Linked DNA regions of Homo sapiens: region 1 is linked to region 2. The links are chromatin loops, found by intact Hi-C in ENCODE. Cell type or tissue: natural killer cell. All regions are shown on one strand. Each heading gives the region's core, and the rest is flanking DNA. Links, peaks and the distances in the headings are about the cores only. Region 1 overlaps OSBPL9 (oxysterol binding protein like 9). Region 2 has its middle 12 kb from the start of RAB3B.

Region 1 (5,385 bases), core at 233-5,232, 370 kb after region 2:
TGGCACTTGGGCATGGTGCTTTTGAAAATTGAAAGGCCTTAGAAATAAAACTTAGGATCAAGGTCCCTCTAACCTTGTCTTGTTTCTCCCTGACCCAGCGCCGGGAGAGACTCTCTGGCATTTCCTTATCTGACCAAAAAAGCATCTTACCAAAAAAACCACAATTGTCTTCTATCCCCTTTCTGAAATCTCATTATCTATCACAGAAAAGAAGACTGAGAAATGCAACTACACCTGGATGGACTTTTCTGTCTCCTTGATTCATTCATTCCCCCCAGTAATCATTTAGTACCCTTTAAAAGAATTGTCTACACTCCCCATCTCCTCCGTCCCCTGTGAAAAAGGGTATATAAATTACTGTACTCCATTAGGGGGTTGGGGTAATCACTCCATAACTCCCCCTCCCCCATGCACATTAATAATTTTTTTTTTTTGAGATGGAATATGGCTCTGTCGCCCAGGCTGGAGTGCAGTGGCACAGTCTTGACTCACTGCAATCTCCAACTCCCAGTTTCAAGCAATTCTCCTGCCTCAGCCTCCCAAGTAGCTGGGACTACAGGCGCACACCACCACACCCAGCTAATTTTTGTATTTTTAGTAGAGACAGGGTTTCACCACGTTGGCCAGGCTGGTCTCAAACTCCTGATCTCAGGTGATCCACCCACCTCAGCCTCTCAAAGCACTGGGATTACAGGCATGAGCCACTGCACCGAGCCACATTAGTGAATTTGTATGCCTTTTCTCCTATGAATCTGCCTTTTGTCAGTTGCATTTCAGCGAACCTCCAAAGGCCAAGAAGTTTTCCCTTTGGCCTGCCCATACAGTTTCACACTGTACAGGGTGGCAGCCTACCACATGGACTAGGTATGTAGTAAACTATATGATCTAAGTTTGTGTAAGCCCACTTTATGACATCCACACAATGATAAAATCACCTAACAAATTTCTCAGAAGATATCTCCCCACACTCCTGCCCCATTGTTAAGCGACCCATGACTATATTTACTGAAAAGCCACTAAGTGCCAGGCACTGCTCTAGATGCTGGAGATAAAATGATGAAGATAAATAAAGTCTCTGTTCTAATGGAACTTACATTCTATTCATACAAGACAGAAACAGACAATAAGCAAGAGAAACAAAATAAAGCAATAACAATATATGCCATGAAAAATCAAACGAGATGATTATGATAGCAACTGAGGGTGAGAGGCCTACTTTAGATGGTTTGTTATAGAAAGGCTTCTCTGAGCAGTGACATATGAATGAAAACCTGTATAAGAAGTAATCAACCATGCTAGACCTGTCCAAGACAGAAAACATTCAGAGGCCCTGAGGCAAGAACAAGTTTGAAGAACTTCAAAGGAACAGAAGAAAAGCTCAAGTGAATAGAGAGTGTTAAGCTAAGGCCGGGCATGGTAGCTCAGGCCTGTAATCCCAGCACTTTGGGAGGCCGAGGAGGGTGGATCACTTGAGGTCAGGAGACCAGCCTGGCCAACATGGTGAAACCACGTCTGTACTAAAAATACAAAAATTAGCTGGACATGGTGGCACGCACCTGTAATCCCAGCTACCCAGGAGCCTGAGGCAGGAGAATTGCTGGAACCCAGCAGGCAGAGGCTGCAGTGGGCCGAGATCACGCCACTGCACTCCAGCCTGGGCAACAGAGCAAGGCTCCATCTCAAAAAAAAAAAAAAAAAGAAAAAAAGAAAGATAAATTGAAGCAGATCACAAAGTCATAGTAAAGTCATAATAAAAAATTTAGATATTTTTCTTTTTCTCTTTTCTTTTTTATTTTTTTGAGATGGAGTCTTGCTCTGTCGCCCAGGCTGGGGTGCAGTGGCGCAATCTCAGCTCCCTGCAACCTTCACCTCCCGGGTTCAAGCAATTCTCCCACCTCAGCCTCCCAACGTATTGAAATTACAGGCACGAGCCACTGCACCAGGCCAGCGTAGGAATTTTAACTTCCCAAAGCCAGATGACTGAGATCTTATTAAATAAAGATGAAGAAAAAATGTTATCTTTTGTTCATTTGCCTCTTGAAGAAATACAATACAAAATGGTACAATAACTTACACAGAAAAATCTTAAAATGCTTTTAGGTTGTAGAATATCATGTATAAAATGATTCCATTTATATAAAGTACACAGATGTGTATTTGTGCATAAAGAGTTGTTAGGAAAGCTATTCTCCAAAACACAGATAAGTAGGATTTCAGGTGTGACTTTTCTTCCTTCTACTGTATAGACCTTTCACTATAGTTTGACTCTTCTTTTAAAAATTTAGAGTAATACTGCAATAGTCCTTTCCAAAAAAAAAAAAAAATTGAGAGTAGGCCTTCATTAGTACAGTGGTAGAAAAATAATTAAGAGTACAATGTCATCTCTTCAAGAACAGTAAAACAATTTTTAAAGCTGTAAAAGAGTAACCAGTGTCATCAAATGCTATGGAGACAGTGCTAAGATTAAGAGCGAAAAAAGCACCCATTGGGTTTAGCAACAAAGCTATCACTGGGGACCTCTGCTGGAATTTTCAGTGAAATGTGGAGGTAAAAAAGAGTGCTGTCGAGTAAATGCAAGATGGACTAACAGAGACAGGCATTTCAATACACAAATGTATATTGAGGAAGACAGGTTAGGATGATATTTTCAAAAAAAAAACAGAATTAGGAGAGACATTTTTCAAAGTAGGAGAGATGAACATGTTAATACATTAATGAAAAAGTCAGTCCATCCTAAAATTCATATGTAAATTCAAAGGATCCAGAATAGCCAAAACTATCTTGAAAAAGAACAAAGAAAGTTAGAAGATTTACATTTCCCAATTTCAGAACTTACTACAAAGCTACAGTAATTGAGACAGTATAGTACAGGCGTAAGTACAGACAAATAAGTCAATGGAATAGAACTGACAGTCTAAATACAAATCTTCACATTTATGGTTAGTTAACTGCCAACAAGAATGCCAAAACAATTCAATGGAGAAAGAAGTCTTTCCAACAGATGATGCTCGGACAACTGGATATCCACATGCAAAAGAATAAAGGTGGACCCTTACCTCATTCCATATTAAAAAAAAAAACTAGCCAGGTGCAGTGGCTCACACATATAATCCCAGTACTTTGGGAGGCTGAGACAGAAGGATCATTTCAGCCCAGGAGCTGGAGAACAGTGTGAGCAACATGGCAAGACCCCATCCTCTACAAATAAAAAAAGTAGCCCACATGGTGGCACAAGCCTGTAGTCCCAGCTACTCAGGAGGCTGAGGTGGTAGGATCACTTGGCCTGGGAGTTTGAGGCTGCTATAAGCTATGATTGTGCCACTGCACTCCAGGATGGACAACAGAGAAAGACCTTGTCTCAAAATAAACAAACAAAAAAACCATGACCAACAACAAAAATGGATCAGACCTACCCATTATAGCTAAAATAAACAACTCTTAGAAGTAAACATAGATATGAAACTTTGTGACTTTAGATTAAGCAATGATTTCTCAGATACGACACCAAAAGCATAAGCAGCAGCAGAAGAACAAATAAACTGGACATCATCAAAATTAAAGATGGCCAGGTGTCATGGCTCACACTTGTAATCCCAGCACTTTGGAAGGCCAAAGCGGGAGTATCACTTGAGTCCAGGAGTTCAAGACTAGCCTGGGCAACACAGTGGGACCCTAACTCTACCAAAAAAAAAAAGCAAAACAAAAATTAGCTCGTGTGGTGGCACATGCCTGCAATCCCAACTACTCAGAAGACTGAGGCAGGAGGATTGCTTAAGCCTGGGAGGTCGAGGCTGCAGTGAGCTGTGATAGCACACTGTACTCCAGCCTGGGTGACAGAGTGAGATCTGGTTGTAAGGGGGAAAAAAAAGAATAAAAAGCAACAGGCTATCTAAAAATGTCTGTATAAAATGATTACAACTGTTTGTTATACTGCATAATAATAATAATAATATTCTTAAATAAGAAAAATCTGTAGTGAGGAAGAAGTTAAATAGAGAGAGGAGAGAAAGCAGATAGAGGAGAAAATCTATAGACTGAGATCCCCGAAAAGTTTGTGAGCAAATGGAATCCAGAACACAGGATTACCTCTTCTATGATAGGGAAAGGTAAAAGCAAGTATAAAGAGGAAAATAGATATATCAAAATAGGTGGGAGAACAAGGAGTTGAGAGTGTTCCCACCAAATGGACTATTGTCTCTGGTAAGCATGGCATCTCCTATGAGTGATGGAGGAAAGAAGAGGATTGAGAGACAAAAGATAGCTGCCAGAACGACAGATCACATTTTTATCCAGTGTATTTTCACCCAGCTGTGCCATAACAATACTAAGATAAAATACAAGAAATAAGTAGACAATCTTATCATGGGGCCTCAATGGAACAAAACTCCAAGAAATAGACAATCAACTTTTACAATAATTTTAACATTGTCATGTGAATAGAAAAAAATTAATTATGAATACCTGGAAATACTTTCCTTGAATATAATTCCATTTATATCATCCCATGTAACATGTAAACTTAACTTCTGCAAGTAAATTCCATTTTTAAAATAATCCTGGGCTGAATGCAGTGGCTCACAATTATAATCACAGCACTTTGGGAGGCCGAGGAGGGTGGATTGCTTAAGCTCAGGAGTTTGAGACCAGCCTGGCCAACATGGTGAAACCCCATCTCTACCAAAAATACAAAAAGTTAGCCAGTGTGGTGGCGCATGCCTATGGTCCCAGCTACTCAGGAGGCTGAGGTGAGGTGGGAGGATTTTGAGTCTTGGTGCTGGACGTTGCGGTGAGCCAAAATCATGCCACTGCACTCCAGCCTGGATGACAGAGCAGTACCCCATTAAAAAAAAAAAAAGAAGAAGAAGATAATCCTTTACAATTAAATAAATGAGAAGGAAACAATTGATTGGGGTGGCCATTTCTTTGTCTGTATTTCTCTATAAACAGTAAAAGAAATTCAATCCTTAATCTAAATCACTTGTACACTGTTCTAGTTTTGATCGGGATTACCTATTTGAAAATCTAATCCTTCCAACTGGCATGGTCTAGATTAGTTTAAAATAAATTAAATTACATTTTAAAAAAAGAAAATCTAATCATACAATTGCCACTTTTGGAGTGGCATATTTAAGAACAACTCTACATCTTTCTACAAATTATCACCATCAAGAAAACTGCTTGCAACAGAAGCAAGAATTGACTGCTTGTCTGCTACAACACAGGAAGCAAAGATGGCACACAGTTCCACAGGCTCTGGATGACTAAACAAAAAACCTCTGTTGTTAATATAAACCCAATCAGGTTTTACATAAACTGTGGAAACATACATATTTGCTATTAGTATATTCTGTAAAACTTACAAGGCTGTGTAAACAAGAATTCCAA
Region 2 (5,385 bases), core at 83-5,082:
TATCCTGGCTAACACGGTGAAACCCCGTCTCTACTAAAAATACAAAAAATTAGCCGGGCGTGGTGGTGGGCGCCTGTAGTCCCAGCCACTCGGGAGGCTGAGGCAGTAGAATGGCGTGAACCTGGGAGGCGGAGCTTGCAGTGTGCCGAGATAACGCCATTGCACTCTGGCCTGGGTGACAGAGCAAAAATCTATCTCAAAAAAAAAAAAAAATCACTCCTTGTTATACATGGTGTCCATTCCCCATTCGTATTTTATTATTATTATTTTTTTGAGACAGAGTCTCGCTCTGTTGGCCAGGCTGGAGTGCAGTGGCGCAATCTTGGCTCACTGCAACCTCCGCCTCCCGGGTTCAAGCAATTCTCATGCCTCAGCCTCCTGAGTAGCTGGGAGTACAGGTGCATGCCACCACGCCCAGCTAATTTTTGTATTTTTATTAGAAATGGGGTTTCACCATGTTGGCCAGGCTGGTCTTGAACTTCTGATCTCAGATGATCCACCCACCTCAGCCTCCCAAAACGCTAGGATTACAGGCATAGCCACCATGCCCAGCCACCCCATTCATATTTTAAAGTCCTAATCCAAGTACTTCAGAATGTGACTGCATTTGGAGATGAGGTCTTTAAAGAGGTAATGACGTTAAAATGAAGTCATATAGGTGGGCCCTAATGCAATAGCACAAGCATCCTTATCAGAAGAGGAGGTTGGGACATAGTTGAACACGGAGGGAAGACCACTGGAAGACACAGGGAGAAGTAGGCCATCTACAAGCCAAGGAGAGAGGCCTCAGAAGAAACCAATCATGTTCTCAGACTTCTAGCCTCCAGACTTAGAAAACAAATTTTTGTTGTTTAAGCTACCCTGTCTGTGTTACTTAGTTATGGCAGCCCTAGCAAATGAATTCACTCCTTTTCACCCCCATCATTACTACCATGGTCTAAACCATCAGCATTTGTTGCCTAGACACTTTCAGTGTAAGATCCACCATCGGGATGGCGCTTTTATCTGTCTTCTTGTTCACTGATATGCCTTCAAAACCTAGTATATTGAATGTCATGAAGATATTGTGAAAGAGGCCAGGCTCGGTGGTTCACACCTGTAATCCTAGCACTTTGGGAAGCTGAGGCGGGTGGATCACCTGAGGTCAGGAGTTCGATACCAGCCTGGCCAACATGGTGAAACCCCGTCTCTACTAAAAATACAAAAATTAGCTCGGCATGGCAGTGTGCACCTATAACCCCAGCTACTTGGGAGGCTGAGGCAGGAGAATCACTTGAACGCTGGAGGCAGAGGGGTTGCAGTGAGCCAAGGTCTTTTTTTTTTTTTTTGAGACAGAGTCTTGCTCAGTCACCCAGGCTGGAGTGCAGTGGCGTGATCTCAGCTCACTGCAAGATCCACCTCCCAGGTTCACGCCATTCTCCTGCCTCAGCTTCCTGAGTAGCTGGGACTACAGGCACCCGCCACCACGCCTGGCTAATTTTTTTTGTATTTTTAGTAGAGATGGGGTTTCACCATGTTAGCCAGGATGGTCTCGATCTCCTGGCCTCATGATCCACCCGCCTCAGACTCCCAAAGTGCTGGGATTACAGGCGTGAGCCACCATGCCCGGCTGCCAAGGTCTTGCCACTGCACTCCAGCCTGGGTGACAAAGCAAAACTCTGTCTTAAAAAAAAAAAAAGGATATTGTAAAAGAAAGAAAGAAAAAACAAAACCTAGTGTATAGGACCTGGTGTGTGTGTGTGTGTGTGTATTATATACATGTGGTGTATGTATATATATATATATAAATATATATAGCCATCCCACAAGTATTTATTGAATATATATGTATATATATAATGTCTGAGGTCCAAAAGTAGTACAAAGGAAGGGGTGATTAAATTATCTCCAAGTAAGTTGGATGGGATGACAGGATGTGTAGGAAGGAATTTTCTAGATTAGGAAGGGGTATTGAGGAAGTCACCTAAGAAAGAGACAAAGGCTTGGGCAAAAATGCTGAGATTTAAAGCAATTTCTGAGAACTCTAAGTCATTCCGTGTGGCCAGAGCACAAGGACCAAGGGGATTAGTTGGTTGAAAATAAAGTTGAAGATAAAAGAATTTAATCATATTTGCTAAGGAGGTTGGATTTTATCCTGTAGTACAATCAATATCACTGACTTTTTTCCAGTTTTTCCATTTAGATCTGTTTTGTACTTTATTATCCACGAATACCTGGAGAAGTCATTTAACCTTGCTGAGTTTCAGTTTTCTCTTCTGTTGAATGGTTGATGAGACATGAGATAATATATGGAAGTTACCTCAGAAGGTTCCCGGAATATAGCAGGTGCTTAACAAACACTAGTTCCCTGCCATTCAGCCCATATAACCAGGTTGATTTCAGCACCATGGTTACTGGTCAGTCCAGAGAGAGTACAGTTCCAATTTCGGACACAAGAGGGAGTATGAGACTTACCTTTGCCGAAGGTCACAGGCTTGCCTAACAGCCTCCCTTACTTAGCAAGCCCTCCAGGAAAGACAAATAGGAGACATTCTTCCAAAATTAGAAAGGCATCTGTCTTATTTTTGTTTTTCTGAGAAACAGAGGGTCTCACTCTGTCACCCAGGCTGGAGTGCAATGGTGCAATCACTCCTCAACCTCCCTGGGCTCAGGTGATCCTCCCACCTCAGCCTTCTAAACAGCTGGGACTACAGGTGCACCTGTAGGTCACCACACCCAGCTGACTTTTGTATTTTGTAGAGATGGGGTTTCGCTATGTTGCCCAGGATGGTCTCAAACTCCTGGGCTCAAGCAATCCCCCTGCCTCGGCCTCCAAATCACAGGGATTACAGGCATGAGCCACCGCACCCGGCCTACTCTGACTTGTTTTATAGATACTAAGCCATTGGTAACCGTTCTTCATTCCCTGGACACATATTTGAAGGTGGACTCATTGGCAAGCATAATGTACTTAGTTATCATGCTGAAAGTAGCTGATGTTATTCAATAGTCTAGTATGCACCACCTATTTTACATACATTATCATCTTTAATTTAACTCTCAATGAGCCAGTGAAATAATCCTTATCCTCATTTTACAGATAAGCAACCTATGGTCTAGAGAAATTCAATCACATAATTAGTGAATGGTAAAAGTTGGATTTGAACCCAGAACTGCCTGTTTCCAAAACTTAAGTTTATTATATTATATTAATTAATTAATTTAATGTATTTATGTATTTGAGATAGGGTCTCACTCTGTTGCCCAGGCTGCAGTGAAGTGGCACAATCAGGGCTCACTGCAGTCTCGACCTCCTGGGCTCAAGTTAACCTCCCACCTCAGCCTCCTGAGTAGTTGGGACTCTAGGTACGTGCCACCAAGCCTGGCTAATTTTTTTTATTTTTAGTCAACATGGGGTTTCGTCATGTTGCCCAGACTGGTCTTGAACTCCTGGATTCAAGCAATCTGCCCACTTTGACCTCCCAAAGTGCTGGGATTACAGATGGAAGCCACCGCACCCCGACGATTATACTTATTTTAATTCAATTCCCTCATTTAACAGAGGTCATCCAGAAAGGGGTCTGGTCAGTGGTGGATGATGTGAGACCAAGGAAGAACTTTGTGCCTAGGGTGAGCACAATTTTTTTTTTTAAGATGGAGTCTAGCTCTGTCACCCAGGCTGGAGTGCAGTGGCACAATCTAGGCTCACTGCAACCTCTGTCTCTTGGGTTCAAGTGATTCTCGTGCCTCAGCCTCCCACGTAGCTGGGACTACAGATGCACGCCACCATGCCAGGCTAATTTTTGTATTTTTAATAGAGATGAGGTTTCACCATGTTGTTCTGGCTGGTCTCGAACTCGTGAGCTCAAGAGATCCTCCCACCTCGGCCTCCCAAAATGCTGGGATTACAGGCATGAGCCACTGTGCCCAGCCAAGGGGGGAAGGTTCTAGTTAGTTGTTTACCCGTTGTCTTGCCCTGGGAAAACCACTTGTTCTCTCTGCATCTTAATTTCCTAAATCATCTCTAAAATGGATTGATTCTTTTTCATCCATCAGGTCTCAACTAAAATGTCACTTCCTCAGAGAGGCTGTCCCTGTTTAATCATCCTAAGATAATCATCTCTTCGGCATATTTCCTTAAATATGGTTATCACCATCTGAAATTATCATAGATAATTTGTGTACTTATTGTTTGTCTCTTCTCTGCAGATTCCTAATTTCTGTCTGAGCAGAGGTTCTGCCTGTTTAGTTCACGTTTGTGTACTCTGTGCTTAGTACAATGCTTGGCACATACTAAGTGATCAACACATCTTTGTGCAATGAATGAACGAATAATATAATGATGAAGAACTAGGACCAGAGGGTGGAAGCTACAAACAGGCAGATTTTAGCAGAGGACTTTACTAACAATAAGGGTTATCCCAAGGCAAGGTGGTCTGCCCTAGAGAAGGTGGTCTCCCCATCCTTGGAAGTGAGCAGATTAGGGCTATAGAGGGGGCCCCATGTTGGTTTGGTGGAGGGTTGATTTGAGGTTCCTCTGGCTCCTCATTAAAACCTTGATTAAGTTTTAAACTAATACTCCGATAACAGGATGCTATCCAGTCATTGTGTTAAATTATGGAATGGGTATTCTCTCTGTTTAATAACTGGAATAAAAGAGGCCCAAAGGGCCAGGGAAGCAGACACAGGGGACGGATAGTGCTAGATTCTGCTTCTGGGCTCTGTGGGAGAGGCCTGACTGAGACAGTAATGGCCTCTATTAAATTTAAATACAATAAATAAAGTATAATAATTATTTCCAGAGCAGTTGCTGCTTTTACCACCATTCCCCTTCTTCTGGCCCCTCTGTCCCCATGACTGTCTCTTTTGTTCTCTTTCACACAGCAAATGACACTACCCAAGTTAGAAAGCTCTCCTGGTTGCCTCAATTTTCTTTTGCCTCATCTACATCCAATCAGTCACCAAATCTTGTTTCTTTCATGTCCCAGTGCATTTCCCAGCTCAGGTCTTATAATCTCTCTTTCTTTTGTTGTTGTCGAGGTGGGGTCTCGCTTTGTTGCCCAGGCTGGTCTCAAACTCATGGATTCAAGCGGTCCTCTGGCCTCAGCCTCCTGAATAGCTGCGACTGTAGGCGCATGCCACTGTTCCTAGCTATTTTGTTTTGTTTTGTTTTTTGGAGGTAGAGTCTTGCTCTGTCGCCCAGGCTGGAGTGCATGATCCTGGCTCACTGCAACCTCTGCCTCCTGGATTCAAGTGATTCTCTTGCCTCAGCCTCCCAAGCAGCTGGGACTACAGGCTTGTGCTACCACGCCCGGCTAATTTTTTGTATTTTTAGTAGAGACGGGTTCTCACCATGTTGCCCAGGCTGGTCTTGAACTCCTGAGCTCAGGAAATCTGCCCACCTCG

The links. A loop is a pair of places that touch in the nucleus more often than their neighbours do. Peaks named below come from ENCODE experiments on the same cell type or tissue, not always from the same donor. Only the 100,000 strongest peaks of a DNase experiment are listed, where the experiment ranks them.
Region 1: a loop joins it to region 2, with 9 times the contacts of the local background. A loop is called at or near these places in 9 of 110 quality-filtered maps.

The regions. Positions count from the first base shown.
Region 1 is chr1:51,624,998-51,630,382 of GRCh38, reverse strand. The region is part of intron 1 of OSBPL9 (oxysterol binding protein like 9); the gene reads right to left. Among named protein-coding and RNA genes, the nearest start is that of OSBPL9, 11 kb to the right of the region's middle. In natural killer cell, for the core only: no CTCF peak of the experiment used is centred there; a DNase peak (open chromatin) is centred at 2,512.
Region 2 is chr1:51,999,527-52,004,911 of GRCh38, reverse strand. No RefSeq gene overlaps it. Among named protein-coding and RNA genes, the nearest start is that of RAB3B, 12 kb to the right of the region's middle. RefSeq lists an enhancer at 1-153. In natural killer cell, for the core only: a CTCF peak has its summit at 2,412; a DNase peak (open chromatin) is centred at 2,421.